Linked DNA regions of Homo sapiens: region 2 is linked to region 1. The links are chromatin loops, found by intact Hi-C in ENCODE. Cell type or tissue: endothelial cell of umbilical vein. All regions are shown on one strand.

The links. Peaks named below come from ENCODE experiments on the same cell type or tissue, not always from the same donor. Only the 100,000 strongest peaks of a DNase experiment are listed, where the experiment ranks them.
Region 2: a loop joins it to region 1, with 7 times the contacts of the local background. A loop is called at or near these places in 50 of 110 quality-filtered maps.

The regions. Positions count from the first base shown.
Region 1 is chr7:11,424,487-11,432,486 of GRCh38, forward strand. It overlaps THSD7A (thrombospondin type 1 domain containing 7A), which reads right to left. Exons shown (of 28, transcript NM_015204.3): 14 at 4,461-4,639; 15 at 2,180-2,185; 16 at 210-343. Among named protein-coding and RNA genes, the nearest start is that of THSD7A, 400 kb to the right of the region's middle. In endothelial cell of umbilical vein, a CTCF peak has its summit at 3,376 (motif pointing right); a DNase peak (open chromatin) is centred at 3,465; H3K27ac peaks cover 415 bases.
Region 2 is chr7:12,486,057-12,494,056 of GRCh38, forward strand. It overlaps LOC105375156 (a long non-coding RNA gene), which reads right to left. Exons shown (of 8, transcript XR_001745093.2): 5 at 5,809-5,942; 6 at 5,433-5,537. It also overlaps a transcript of C7orf78 not described here and the pseudogene TAS2R2. Among named protein-coding and RNA genes, the nearest start is that of C7orf78, 14 kb to the right of the region's middle. RefSeq lists a silencer at 7,387-7,681. In endothelial cell of umbilical vein, a CTCF peak has its summit at 4,253 (motif pointing left); a DNase peak (open chromatin) is centred at 4,235.

The DNA of each region.
Region 1 (8,000 bases):
TGCTTCCTAAATCAGAAGGCCAGAATATAATAAACTGCTGCTTGAAGCAGATTCTCTTAGAGTTTTCTATGAGCACAGATTCCCTAAAAGCAAAACTGCAGACAATTTTATCCAGAAGACTGGGGAGGAGTGAACAGTCATGTTGGCACATGTGCAATTGGGAGATAGTTTTGTGTCTTGCTTTTCTGTATAATTAGGCTTTGTCTTACCTCACTTTTCGGGTTTGCACGCCCTCTCCACAGTTCTCCCGCATATTCACAAAGGTCACCTTGCAGATGCTCCAGGGCTCTGTGACCCATAGGTACTGGTTGCAGTCACTGTGGCATGGGACAACCTCATACACCTGAAACACACATGGTTCTCAGCAATCTCAGGGAATCTGGTAAGAGTGAGGAGGAAGACTTCCACACCATAACAGCAATCATTTCACTGTGAAGCTACTTTCACTCCCCTCCTTTACTGCTTATTATTCTAACATTGCAATAGAGAGAACTCAAGAGTTCTAGCAGTAGAGGATAGGGCTAACCATATTGTACTCTGTTGCTCTGCTATTACATTGCAGGTGTAAATCTGATCCACTGGATCACATTAGATAGGTTACATATTTTCCTATGCTGACCCTTAACACACCGTATTGTAACTTTCTGGACCATCTGTGTCATTTACAGTTTTGTGTGACTTCAATACTAGCCCAGGGTGCTCACATGTTAGGTACTCAATAGGGATTTGCAGAATGATTGAATGAAGGATGAGGATTGATGAATCAAATAAGTATAAAACATAGCTGTTTTCCAAATAAATATAATTTGGCCTATTTTCCAGATAACTATAAATAATGATGAGAATTTAGATTTTTGGTGTGTATCATATGGGAAACTAAATTAAAAAGATAAACAATATGAAATAAAGCCATCTTAAAACTAATCCTCAATCATTTAAGGCTTGGAAGCAAAGTCTGATATTGGTGTACAAGCCCAAGCAGTGAGGGCCACATGAAACAAGGCAAATTGTCTCTGCTCCAGGGTCCATAAAGCCTTTCAGTCCCACATTTGGGGTGGTATGCTTGGTTTCAGGTTTTTTTTTAGTACAATGAACCAATTATGTTCTTTTTTCAATGAGAAGAATGACTAAATAAAGGAAATAAATGGCACTTAATCCATTGCAACCAAGCTGACTCAAGCATTAAATAAAATTCTTTGAAAGTATTTTTCTAATCTGTGATAGTCCAACTCTATCCCTTATTTTACACACACACACACACACACACACACACACACACTGAGAGACAGAGACAGAGAGCAAGAGAGAGAGAAAGGGAAGAGAGAAACTATAGCTTTTTATGTAATGAATTCTAGAAAAGATAGATTTAAATAGCCCTTTGCAGCCATTCTTTTGTGCCAATTTTAGTGAACTAAAAACCTAAGTAAAATGAATAAAGTGGACCTGTCTCAAAGAGGAATAAAAAAATGCTAGATGACACGTTAGTGGGTGCAGCGCACCAGCATGGCACATGTATACATATGTAACTAACCTGCACAATGTGCACATGTACCCTAAAACTTAGAGTATAATAAAAAAAAAAAACATTAAAAAAAAAATGCACTGTTGGAGTCAAATTCTGCAATTATTGCCATAAGTGATTATATTCACATTTAGTTGCTGTATTAAAAATAGAACTAAATAGCACAGGATAAAACATTACCCTACAACTTGCAGTGAAAAGAAAAACTGAAGGAGAAATGCTCTTCTTCTTAATCCTTTGATGGCTTTTATTTTAAACTCCTGTACTGAAGTGAATACCCATCAGTTCAGAACAATCTCCAACCCACCCATTTTCAGTCCACTTGCACTTTTTCCTTCTCCCTCTGAAAAGCACAAGACCATTAATAATGGGTGTCACTGCCTGTCGAGATTAGCGAAGTGAAACTTGTTCTCCCCAACTCTTGTTCACCTCAGTCCTTGATATTACAATGAGGGATATGAAATGTAGGAACACAGGTAACTATGATAGAAAAGAAAAATAAAACAGTTATAGAAAAAAATTCTTTAATGGAAAATATGACATTTTCTCCCTGTAAAACATAAAAGACAAAGCAAGAAGAGAAATGTATTCTCAGAAATCAGGAAATTTAAGAAAAGAAGGATTCTATCAAAAAGCATGAGGTTTAAGAGTTCTTACCTGTGCCTGGAGTGGTGTTCAACAGGAATGATGAAAAGGGAGAGAAATAAGGTAGGTGAAAATGTCAGTATGCTATGAGAAGAACACATGGTAAGTTTCAAGTATTATTACTTACATGTAAAAACCTACTTTTTTGGTAAAATATTAGAACATTTTTCTTAGGTCTCAGGAGATAATACACAACTACTTATTAATGTTAAAAAGTAAGATACACAAATGGGTATTGTAAATAGCAGAGCCAATGAGAAAATTAGATGGGCAGGATGGAGAAATCTTAGAAAATGGAGTTGACCTCACAATACATAGCATGGGAAATTGATATATGATGCAAATAACTTGTGATCCAACTTGTCAATGTACTGTTGTCTATCAGTATATTTATAGATTGATCTATCCGTTGATTTACCTTAATCAGTTCATCTGTTTTGTAGAAAATGAGGATTTGAGTACTTCCTTCCTCAGCTAGAAAAATAGAAACTCAGAGACTGTTTTCAAGCCAATGCTTCTGATTATTTTACTGAGGAACATATAATTGTAGTAAACACCTATGTGATTTACAATTTTCAACATTAACACAAAACTTTACATTTTTATTTTCCCTAAATTTCTTAATACACAAATTCATAGAAGTTTCTATTTTTATGCAGAACATTTAGGCTCAAATGTTCAAAAATTTATTATTTGTTTTAGCTTTGATTTTTCAGTTGTTAATGTCTCAGTAAGCCTTCAGTCAACCGATACCAAGTCACAATACCCTTATCAAACTGCATCAGAATATATTAGAGTTGGAAAGTGACAAATGGTTTAGGCCAAACACTAGGAATAGCAAAGACAACTTGGCCTGAGGTTTTGAACCTTTGGAAATTCACTTAAGGAAAATCTGAGGAAAACACAGATTTTAATTGCATATCTGACTGGGTGTACACATACACGCTAAAGTGAAATAGGTATGAGTATGTGTAGAATTTCTCTTTATTAGGATTGGGAGTCATATATAATTTATTTAAATTTGCTACTGAAAATTCAAGGTTTCAAAATTTGTAGAGAAATATTCTTTTGTATTATAAACATTTTAGTTCAGTTTTTCTGTTTTGCAGTTATATAATTATAGTTGCTGAACTGAATTTTCTTTGGAAATTTCCTTAGCATCTTAGAAATGCAAAATGCTCTGTGACATGGAAGCTAAACTACCAGTAGATGGCAGCAAGGGAGTGTGTTATTTACCCTCCATTGCACATAAAGATAAAATCAGCAACTTCACTTGGGGAACAATCAAGACTCTTTAGAGTACTTTTTATAGAATTTAATTCTTCACGATCTTCATCTTAATTTACTTAATTCCAAGGTTCTTTCTGTTTTCTCTACAATGTACTTTTATTATGAACAAAGTTATGTTAATCTGGGAAGGAAAGTATGTATACAGGTAAGCAGTGTGTTTAGAGATTAAAATGAGTCTATGTATGTATGAAACAATTCTACATATTTAAGGACTTGATTCATTTGATTGTGATTTAAATTCAAATACACAACTTAACACCCACACATAATAAATGAAATTATTCTTTGCTAATTCACTTATAGGCCAAACATGGTAATAATTGTCTGATTATGTTACATTCCATTTAAATCAGTCACAATTCCTCCATTAGGCTTTTTCTTTTTATCTCTAATAGAACAGAACGACAACTATTAACAGCAGGTAAGAAAGAATGCATCAAAAGTCAGAGTTCCAAATAAAATTGAAAATGGTCAATGACTAAATTGATAGCATACTTACAGTGATTTTGAGGCCATCTTTGTATTTCTTTTTCTCAGTTTGTTTTATATCAAACACATTTAAATAAACAGTATATATTTTTCCTAATTTTAGACCAAAACCCATATTATTTCTTTGATTTTAATTTAAGCATTTGGTAATTGAGATGTCTTTTCTGACAGTTTGGGGAAACTATAAGAATGAGATAATCTCAGCCTACATGTTAGATACAATCTTATGACAGATTAAATACCTTGACATTATTTCAAAGATAGGTGTCATTTTTCTCCCCATTGAATTACATACATATTCATATATACTTGCAAGGTATGGAATCTCCAGAGAATACAGATATGTCTAATTTGAAATTTTAATAACATGTATGTATTTATTCAGGCATTCTAATGGTAAAAATGGGTCAATTTTTTATTCAATAGCTATTATTTCCTCTTCTCCATTTTGGAGAAAAAATCAGATCATTGTGAATCTCAACAATATCTTAACACTGTCAATGATAGAAAATACCTGGTTGACATGGTCCAGTTTGGGGCAAGGCCTTCCTCCATTATATGGTTTTTCACGCAGCCATTTAGAACGAACCTTCACACCACTCCCACAGGACTTGCTGCAGCGCGACCAGTTGGACCACTCACTGAGCTTGCAGTCTGAGGGGCAGGGGATGATGCAGGCCTCCTCAATGTAACCTGAGTAGAGGAAAATGAGACAAGAATCATCTCCTCCACCTGTCACTCTCCCATTACCACCCACTATTCTAGGTCATTTAGAAGGTCCAAGACTGACTTGACAGCAGCATGCAAATGCAGAGGTGTCTCTGTTGTAAGGGACTTGAATTAAATTCTGCAGGGAAATGTCACATACATACAGTGACTCTGTTAAAATAACAGTTGAGCAGCTGCCATGTGATCTGCTTAGGATTCATGCTCACCATATTTCAACATTTCTGACTGACAGCTCGTGTTTAATTGACAATAACCTGTCTGCTGCCATATCATTCTCATGCTGACAGAATGATACATTAAAAAATTATAACAGTTTTCTATAAAACCCTATCTGTTAATGTCACACAAGTTCAGGGTTCTGAGTCCATGCAACGTTCTTTCTTAAGAAATCCCAGTCCCTTTCACTCAATACCCAAAAGGAACCATTTAACTTAGCATCTTGCGTTTCTCCTTCTTTGAAAATCAAGTCTGAAGAAAAATGCAGGATGTTAAGTAATGTCTCATGTTTTACATGCTGTCACTTTCAGAGCATCTTCACATCTTATATCCATTTGATTCTCTTGAAAATCTTATGTATGAATTGTGCAAGTATTGACATTCTAACAGGCAGGTAAGAAAACAAATGCAGAGCGATGACTGACTGAGTCCAAGGTTACACAGTAAGAGACAGGGAAAAGTTTTCTGAGGTCTAATCCAGTACTCATTCCATCAAATCATCCAACCAATTCGATTAATAGTGCACAGATTTGTTTTGGGAAATGGGAGTATTTTCTTTCAATACTTCTTAACTACAAACTTGCCATTTCACAATATCAATTAAACACTATTATTCTCAAGGCAAACATGTGAAAACAGCAAAATTCCTCTAGTCAAGAATGAAACGCACGGTTGTCCTCTATAATAGTCTGAATGTGGAGAGAAGGTGTTCTTGGTACAAGAAAACACTCTGCCTTGCCATTTTATCTCAACAGCAGAGATTCGATTTTGACAATGATTATAATGTAAACAATTGATACTAGGCAACTCTAGGTAGATTTTTAAAAATTTATGGAGATATAATTCATATTCCATAAAAATAACCCCATGTTTTGGTTTTCAGTATGTTTGCTGCGTTGTGCAACCATCATCACCATCTAATTTTAGAACATTTGTTTTACTCCAAAAATAAACCCTATGGTTACTGGCAGCCACTTCCTACTTTCCCCTTCCTCATCCCCTGACAACCATGAATCTACTTTCTATCTCTATGAATTTGCCTAATCTAGACATTTCATATAAATGAAGTAAAACATTATGTGATCTTATTTCTTTTTTGTTTTAGAGATGTCTCACTCTGTCACCCAGGCTGGAGTGCAGTGGTGTCATCATAGCTCACTGCAGCCTTGACCTCCTGCACTCAAGAGATCCTCCTACCTCAGCCTCTTAAGTAGCTGAGCTGGGACTAAGGGTGCCCACCACCATGCCAGGCGAATTTTCATATATATATATATTTTATAGAGATGAGGTGTTACGGTGTTGCTCAGGTTGGTCTGGAACTTCTGGCCTCAAGTGATCCTTGGCCTCCCAAAATATTGGGATTACAGGTGTGAACCACCATGCCTGGCTTGGCTTCTTTCACTTAGTATAATGTTTTCAAGGTTCATTTATGTTATAGCATGTATCAGTTCTTCAGTCCTTTCTATGATTGAATAATATTTCATTGTATGGACATTTCACATTGTTTATCCACTCATCAGTTAATGGACATTTGAGTTTTCACTTTTTGTCTATCATGAATAATGCTGCTATGAACATTTGTTTACAAGCTTCTGTGTGGGCATACATTTTCAATTCCCTTGAATATATACATTACAGTGAAATTGCTCAGTTATGTGGTAACTCACTTAGCTTTTTCAGGAAGTGTCAAACTGTTTTCCAAAATGACTGCAGCACTTTATACTCCACCAGATATGCACGCATGTTCCAATTTCTATGAATTCTTGTCAAACTTGTTATTGTCTCTAAAATTTTGGTGTTGTTTGAAGAACAAAAGTTTTAAATGTCAATGAAGTCCAGTTTATCTTTTTTCCTTGGTTGTTAGTGCTTTGGTATTATATCTAGGAATCCACTACCAAAGTCAAGGTCATCTAGGTTTATAGTTGTTTTCTCAAGAGAATTTAATAGTTTTAGCTCTTATATTTAGGTGTATGTTTCATTTTGAGTGAATTTTTGTTTATGATAAAAGGTAGGGGTCCAACTTCATTCTTTTGCATGTGGTTATTGAGTTATCCTGTCTTCAGTTGTTGAAAAAACCTGTTCTTTCCTAATTGTTGTGGCACCCTTGTTGAAAATCAGTTGACCACAGTGTAACGATTTATTTTTGAACTGTAAATTCTATTCCATTTATCTCCATGTCTAGTTTCATGATAGTACCACATAGTCTTGACTACTGTAACTTTGAAGCAAGTATTGAAATCCAGAAGTGTGAGTCTTCCTATTTCGTTTTTCCTTTTAAAGATAGGTTTGGCTATTTTGAGTCAAACTTCTATATGCATTTTAGAATTAGACTGTCAATTTCTGCAAAAAATTGCAGCTAGGATTTTGATAGGAATTGTGTCAAATTTGTTGATCAACTTGGAAGCACTGCCGTCTTAATTCAGACACATGGAATTCATTTCCATTTATATAGATCTTTAATTTCTTTCAATGATGTTTTGTAGTTTTCAGTGTACAGGTCTTGAACTTATTTTGTTATATTTATTCCTAAGTATTTTATTCTTTTTATTGTAGGTGGATTTTAAAAAGAACCTACCAACATTAATTTCTTTAATTAAAGGAAAGTCAGACCACCTTTAAACCAAAATGGCAAATTTAATCTATAAGATTGTGCCCAAACTGTCCTGTATTGAAAGTGTTAAAATACTAATTTACTATACAGTATTTCCTAGCCTTGCCTAATCATAAATTATCTGAGACACATGTTAAAAACATAAGCTTCTACCACCCTCAAGTTATTGACATTAATACAATCCATAGCACTTACTCAGGTTTCACAAGCTTTACTTTTAATCATTTGTGTGTGTGATTGTGTAGGTCTTAAGTTAGGAAGTGCTACTATAAGATACAGACAGAACCAAAAAAAATGGAAGATAAATAGATTTCTGGCATATCTTTTTATGTAGTATCTCCTATACATTTGTCAAAGATATTTGTTTTAAACTTCGTATTGTAGTCTTCATATGCAAAAGTGCATTTTCCATAGACGTAAATTTCACTGAACACACCCCTGAAATCAATAGTCCAGAACTCTCCTCCGTATTCCCTTGCAGCCACTGCCCCTTCTTAC
Region 2 (8,000 bases), 1.1 Mb after region 1:
TAAATTTTCATGTTTTTCTTCTACACATTTGTTTTGCCTAGAAGGAAATGTAACCCCAGAAAATTAAAGTGGCCTATACAAGTTCAGCCACTATTGACTGATATAATCTTGAATAAGTTACTTAACCTTTAAGATTCCAACATAGCTTTCTCTATTAAATAGGAATAGTTATGGTGTAATAGAACTCCATTCCATCTAGCATTAAAATTTGTATGAGTCCTAGAAGTTATATAGTCCATGTAAAGTTCTATAGTTCATATGAGTCCTGTAAGTTCATATGAATTTTGTTGTATCTCATTTTCCACACACTATTCATTCAACAATATTTATTGAACATCTACTATTAGGTTTTATTTGCTCTTTGGTGCCTTAGTTCCATAGCATCTAGGTGCAGTCTGATATGCTAACAATACAAGGTCAATATTTTATAGTTTCATCAGTTTATGAATAATCTCCTAGACAATGTATTAAATTTATGTTTTTCCTATTTCTGTATATAGGGAAGGAAAAGATTGAAGCCATTAAACAGTGATTTTTTTCCATTGATTTTACATTTTTAAAACTATTTTGATGGAGCAAAGTATTTCAATCTAACATACAATAGCATTTTAGTCAACATTGTGGGCTCTGGATAGAGTCACATCACCTGTATTCAAATTTGTATTTGCACTCTCCTTCAGCTTCATTCTGTGTACTTCATTATGTTCTGCATATCGGATAATATTGTAATTTTGTGGTAAGAATTAAAAGATAGTAGTGTGTAGAATAATTTCTTGAACATTTTAAGAATAAAACTACTTTTCTAATATTACAGCAAATAAACTGATAAATTATTGTCAAATCAAAATGTAATTATCAAGTATCCATAATTTTTATAATTTAATTTATACACCTCCTTTTTTTTCAGAGACTAACTTCATGAGTGCAATTTAACATATCTCTAAGAAGTATCCATTTGTGTATATGGAGATCAAAACATTTCTGCTTCTGTCATGTATTTTCTGATTAAATTTAGGTAAGTTACCTAACATCTCAAGACTAGTTTCCTATCTCTGCAACAGAGATAACTCTTTTTTCTACAAATAACAGAAAATTCAAAAAATTAAGTGAAATAATTTGGGGAATAATTTTGGCAGCTTGGAATATGAGCCTGATGATCACTGTATTTGGATTTTTCATCCACCTGATACTTAATGTTGTTATTCTAGAAACTTGGGAAGAGAAGTCAGGGATTAAATTTTACAAGTCTGTCTTTGAGATTGAAATCCATAGAGACAACCTATTAGAATACTGAAATAAACTCAAATAAAAGTAAGACTACACTGATCCTTTAGAAAAATGAAGATATGTTCACGGCCTTCAAAATGCAGTTTCTCCAGTGCCTGGCGTCTGATCTCAGCAAGGAGAGAGTAAACCAATGTGTGACCAGGGTGTCTTTTTAAACCATATAAACTCCTCCATTTATTTCCTGTGACCACATAATAACAACAAAACAGAATGTAAGTGAAATTTTGGGTTAGTTCTTTACAGAAGGCTAAAAAATATTTTGAGTGTTTTTCAAGGAATTAAACGAATCCAGCAGATTAATTTGGACCAATAAAGGATTGAGTCTTTAAAGCCAATTCTCTCTGCAAAACTTCAATAGCAAAGCCAGCGTAGCGGAAAAATTGCAAACAAAAGTATTTTCAACTGAAAATATGAAAACAGATTCAGTCTCCTTTAAGTGACCTATAAAGTACTTAGCCTCATCACTGGCATGTAGAACAAGTCAATGTACTTGTTTAAAATTTTTAAATACTTGTGCAGTTATAACCAATAAGAACCAAACAAGCAGCTCTCTAGCATGGGAAACACCAGGTCATAATATCAATATTTAAAGTATATTCCAATTTGCCAACTAATTTATAAACATTATCCCATCGTCTTAGAATCAGAAAACTCTGTTACCACATTTTTCAAAGAAAATACAAGAAACCCTCTACTGGAAGTATGCCAATTCTCAAGTATCATGTGACCATTTAGAAGAATACATATTGATTGGAAGGTGACTAAGCTGAAATTTAGTTTAGTGAATTATAAATATTCAGTGCCCCTGATAGATATTATGTTTCTTTAAAAAGAAATATGTTATTTTCATAAAACTTTCAAACATTGCTTAATTTGAAAACCATCTATCTTCATTTGGCCACTGCCTTTCCCAAATCTCTAACAAGACTATGAATTAGTAACTTCAAGACAGTACAACTCACCATTAAATTTCCTATATCTGAGAAAGAGCTCTTCATTAAAACTCTGCTTCCAAAATGAGATTCAATCATGGCAAATGCAAAACAGTCCACATATGACAGGAAAATCACAAATGCAAATACAAACTAACTAAATTGTAGCTTACTGTCAATTATACTTTTAGAATAGTTATTGGAAAAGTCAAGCTTTTTCTTCAATTAAATGATGTATATAGGGAGCCAAATGAGAGCCTGAATCCAGGATTTCAGAATGAAACAAGTTCTAGATAAATTCAAATCTCATTGCAGAATCATTTAGCCAACAGCCCATATGGCCAGCTGCACCTTTATGAATGTGACAAAGGCAGAGTGGTTTGAAACAGCTCAGCAAAAAAAAAATATAAAGCCCTTGGACATTCAATGAGGATAAATTATAGCTTATAAATTATGTATTTATCTAAGAAGTGAAATTCAAAAAGAATTGCTTAAAAGTTATATTCATACCATATATGCATTCTGAGGTAGCTGTTGTAAGAAAGTGCAATTTTAACAATGAAATGTTTCTTGTAAAGTATTATTTTCAGAGAAATTAATCTTAATTAAATCAATATGTGTGGAGGGGGTTTGATTGGTTTTTTTTTTTTTGGTTTTTTGCTTTGGCTAAGAAGAGTTTCCGTATATTTGACTACCTTTTATTGCCCTAGTTTGCCCTGGAAATTTGAAAGAAAAGACCATAGAAAAGGAATACCCAAATGCTGGCTATTATGGTGAAGATATTTGCAATATAAAAGAATTCTTATTGTTGCACTAGAATAAGAAGTATTGGGGCATATTAAAATATCATTTTCATAATGGCTTGTAACAGTATAGACAAAAAGCAAGGGACATCTGTCATGAAAAAGATTACCCCAATAGTCAGTATACATTTCAAGATTTTTAGTCACATTACATCATTATTAATAATTTGGCATGTATATATCATCTGGATGGTTATTTATATGCATTGTTTCCCCTCATTTGCTCAAGTGTCTTTAACTCAGCAAGTTTATTTAATGAAACACATTCATAATAAAACATTAACGGAAACAGAATTTTTGAAAAACGGAAAACTGAGATTGATTGAACTTTTATTTTAACTAAGAAGCAGAATTCCGTATAGGTCTACAGTATTTGAAAACTCAGTAGATCCTTTTAAATGTAAACACTTAATATATATAACTAATCTCAGAGAGGTAACTTAGGACATTAAGTTATAAACTATGCAGATCGCACTTATTTTTCATTCACCTCATAGTCATGATACTGGTCTAGGGCTTGGATTGGAGCCGAAGTTTCTTCACCTGTATCTAGAAGCGGGAATGCCTTCAGGAGGCTAGAGGGCAAGACAAATACTATTTGCTGGGCAAAGTCAGGGTTTATTAAGAAGAAAAGCCAAGACAAAAAACCACAGGCAAAATTGCTATGTAGGACATAAAACTAGAATTTTAGAAGAGATATGGATAGGACCAATATTGCTGCATTTTGGACAGCAGTGATGTGTAGAAGATGGGTGGGGAAGTAATGAAGCTGGCAGGAGAAAGTGACAGGTGGCATCGACATTTGCTTTCAATAGCTAGTGGATGTACATTTCATGGAAGACCCTGAGGGGATCTCTAAAAGCCATGATTGGTGTAAACAGTGGGTAGTAAGTCCAGTTCTTTCATTTTTGAAATTTTCCATACTATCACAATCTTATATTTAGCCTTTTTTTGAAAATATTTCTATATAGAATGGTTATTTTCTTGCTGTGGTAAGCACAATATGAGGACAGATATTTAATAATATTAATAGCTAACATTTTTTGAGTGGTTAGTATCACCCAACCAGGAACTTAGCACTTTGAGCACCATATCTTATTCTACAAAGTAGTGGTCTATTTACATTTTACTTCTGATGTAACTGAAGTTCAGCAAGGTTGTATTATTACCTGCTTGTAATCATAATAGAGGGATGATGCTCACTTTAACATGATAATTATGCCCTCTGCTGGTAGTTAATAGCTTTTACATCATCTACTTTTTGAAATGATGCTTGTAAACAAGAGCCCAGGACGATGTCATCATGTGAATTAATTATGCACTACTTTTATAACTCTGGTTTGCTATTCATAAGGTCAACATTGTATCAAGAAGGCCATGAAAACAGGATATATTTCAGGGGAAGGAAGATTTTTATTAAAAAGTTATATTCCAGGAACTGATTTTCAAGTCTGGAAAGGAAATTGCCTTTAGTAGGGATAGGATATGGGGAGGGGAAATTTTATTAAAGTGTCTTGAAATTATTATAAGTCAAACAGTGTGCCGGGGAAAGAGCTATCTTTGAGACTGGATATTTGTGGCAGTAATAGGAAATAAGTATCTGTCTTCAGGATGCAGCATTTAGCATTAGGAAAAAATAAAAGACAAAAACAAAACATCAATAACCAAAGCAAAACATACTTGCAATCAGATTTTTTTTTTTCAAAATTGAGCAAGAGTGAGAATGGAATGGTGCCAAGGGAGCAATTTTTCTCAGGATGTAATTGGAAGACCTAGCCATCATTCATATCTTCAGATTTGCATTGCTCCAGTTTCATCTGAAGAGCACCAGATTCAAAAAGTAGTCTCTGATTTTCTTCCTTAGAGGAAAAGCTAGTGTAAGGCTCTACCCATGATACAGAAGCTGGCAGAAGTTGAGACTTCTCGGTGCTGTATGTTCCCATTTGCAAGATCATCTGGAGGAAGTATTCAGGACCATCTACAAGGAAAAGCTAAGACTTGTCTTACTTAGAAAACATGGCCTTGTCTTTTTCAGCTATTCTTCATATTATCATGATGTCAGCAGAATTCTTCACAGGGATCACAGTAAATGGATTTCTTATCATTGTTAACTGTAATGAATTGATCAAACATAGAAAGCTAATGCCAATTCAAATCCTCTTAATGTGCATAGGGATGTCTAGATTTGGTCTGCAGATGGTGTTAATGGTACAAAGTTTTTTCTCTGTGTTCTTTCCACTCCTTTACGTCAAAATAATTTATGGTGCAGCAATGATGTTCCTTTGGATGTTTTTTAGCTCTATCAGCCTATGGTTTGCCACTTGCCTTTCTGTATTTTACTGCCTCAAGATTTCAGGCTTCACTCAGTCCTGTTTTCTTTGGTTGAAATTCAGGATCCCAAAGTTAATACCTTGGCTGCTTCTGGGAAGCGTTCTGGCCTCTGTGAGCATTGCATCTGTGTGTCGAGGTAGATTACGCTAAAAATGTGGAAGAGGATGCCCTCAGAAACACCACACTAAAAAAGAGTAAAACAAAGATAAAGAAAATTAGTGAAGTGCTTCTTGTCAACTTGGCATTAATATTTCCTCTAGCCATATTTGTGATGTGCACTTCTATGTTACTCATCTCTCTTTACAAGCACACTCATCGGATGCAACATGGATCTCATGGCTTTAGAAATGCCAACACAGAAGCCCATATAAATGCATTAAAAACAGTGATAACATTCTTTTGCTTCTTTATTTCTTATTTTGCTGCCTTCATGACAAATATGACATTTAGTTTACCTTACAGAAGTCACCAGTTCTTTATGCTGAAGGACATAATGGCAGCATATCCCTCTGGCCACTCGGTTATAATAATCTTGAGTAATTCTAAGTTCCAACAATCATTTAGAAGAATTCTCTGCCTCAAAAAGAAACTATGAAGAAGAAGAACAATGTGAACTATTTCTTTCCTTGATTTAGATTCAATGGACTTACTTGGGTTTTGTATGCTGACTCACCCTCTCTCTGGTAATTTTCTGCCAGTGTCTGACCCCCAGGACAAGTGAGGCACTAATTTTGATGTTGGATGGGTGGGATATGTCTTTTTTTCACGACTTATATGCTTAAAACTACTGCGATGGTAATACATTTAAGTAACAATACTTGCACTGGAGTATAGTTACATTTTAGAAATAAAAAAAATACTAAGACTTCATTTGGCTGACCAAGGTAGTTCTTTTAATCTCTCTACCCAAGTCATTGGGAAGCACCTGCTTTAAACAAGAAAAAGTATCTTGATTTAGTTCAAGAATTGAAACAATAAAATAATTTGGCTTTAAGGACATTTAAGTATTTTTCAAAGAGATTCAAATTTTATGTTGAAACTGTCTGTCATAGCAATGTCCCCAGCAATACTGGTTATGGTCTTACATTGCTTTTGATTTCAGATTGGTAGATCATAAGATGCAAATTGAGTTGGCATGCATATGCATACATAAACACAATCCAAAGTCTCAATTTTTTTACAAAACAGAAATATTTTTCAACTCTCAGGAGTACTAAACTCACTCCCAGAAAGAATGTTGAGGAGGTTGCTGACAGCCAAATCCCAGTGAACAAATGTTCAACAACAGGTATCTTAACTTCTTTCCAACTAAGAATTTTGTCTGGAGTATGACAGCATCAAATGCCTTGAAGTCAAAAGTAAAACAGGTCTCTGTTTACTCTTGAAAGCTCTTGCTAGATGTGAACTGATTCTGCTCTTTAAGGATCTTGAATAGTCTTACTTTAGGAAAGAAAAATGTGTTTTGCAGTATCTGACATCACTTAGGATATCTGTTTAAATCTACAAAATCCACACTGGTGCGGTGGCTCATGCCTATAATCCCAGCACTTTGGGAGGCCGAGGTGGGTGGATAACTTGAGCCCAGGAGTTTGAAACCAGCCTGGGTCACATGGCAAAAAACCATCTCTACAAAAAACACAAAAACTAGCCAGACATGGTGGCACATGCCTGTAATCCCAGCTACTTGGGGACTGAGGTGAGAGAATTGCTTGATCCCAGGAGGTTGGAGTGAGCCGAGATTGTGCTATTGCACTCTAGCCTGGGCGGCAGAGCAAGACCCTGTCAAATAAGTAAGTAAATAAATCTATAAAATCCTTATTGGCTTTTGAAGATAAAGGATATGTAGTGTTTTAATTGTAAATAAATTGCTATTAAAGTAGATTAAAAGTTGCTGGGATGAGGAAAAAAACTAAATATGTGTAGGAATGTGTGCAATGATTTGCTAACAGATAAAATAAAATTTAGAATCTGTATTAGCAATTCCCTGACTATACTCTGAGGGAGAGGTTCTCAAAGTTGACCAGACATCAGAATCCCCTGGAAGGCTTGTGAAAACACTGATTGCTGGGCCCTACCTCCAAAATTTCTGACTCAGCAGGTTTGAGATAGGGCCTAAGGATTACCATTTCTTATGAGTTTCCAATGATACTCATGCTCTTGGTCTGGGGCCACACTTTGAGAACCGATTTAGTCACTGTACTACAGAGATTAAGAACCTGGCCTCAGGCCAAACTGGATGGGTTTGCCTCCTGACCCAGCTGCTTATTAGATGTATAATCTTGGGCAAGCTGTTAGACTATCTTTCTACATTTCTTCATCTGTAAAATGAGATAATAAAAGTAACTACTCCCAAAGATTGCTGTGAGATTTTGCTGGCAAGTATAAAATACCTAGAACAGTGCCTGGTCCACAGCAAAGATCAGTTAAGACCAAATATTGTTCTATGTCAAGAAAAATGTTCAATTGCCACTATCAGGAAGGCACGAAGATTATTTCTTAAACTTTCCTAGTGTTTGAAATTGGACAAATAAAACTGAAATTCTACATTAGTACTTGAGAAAAAGAGGTGCAGTCTACTTCAGTTTAGAATGGTAAATAGGGTTAGTATTGGATGAGTCATAAAAGAGAATAAATGAGCATTTTGGAA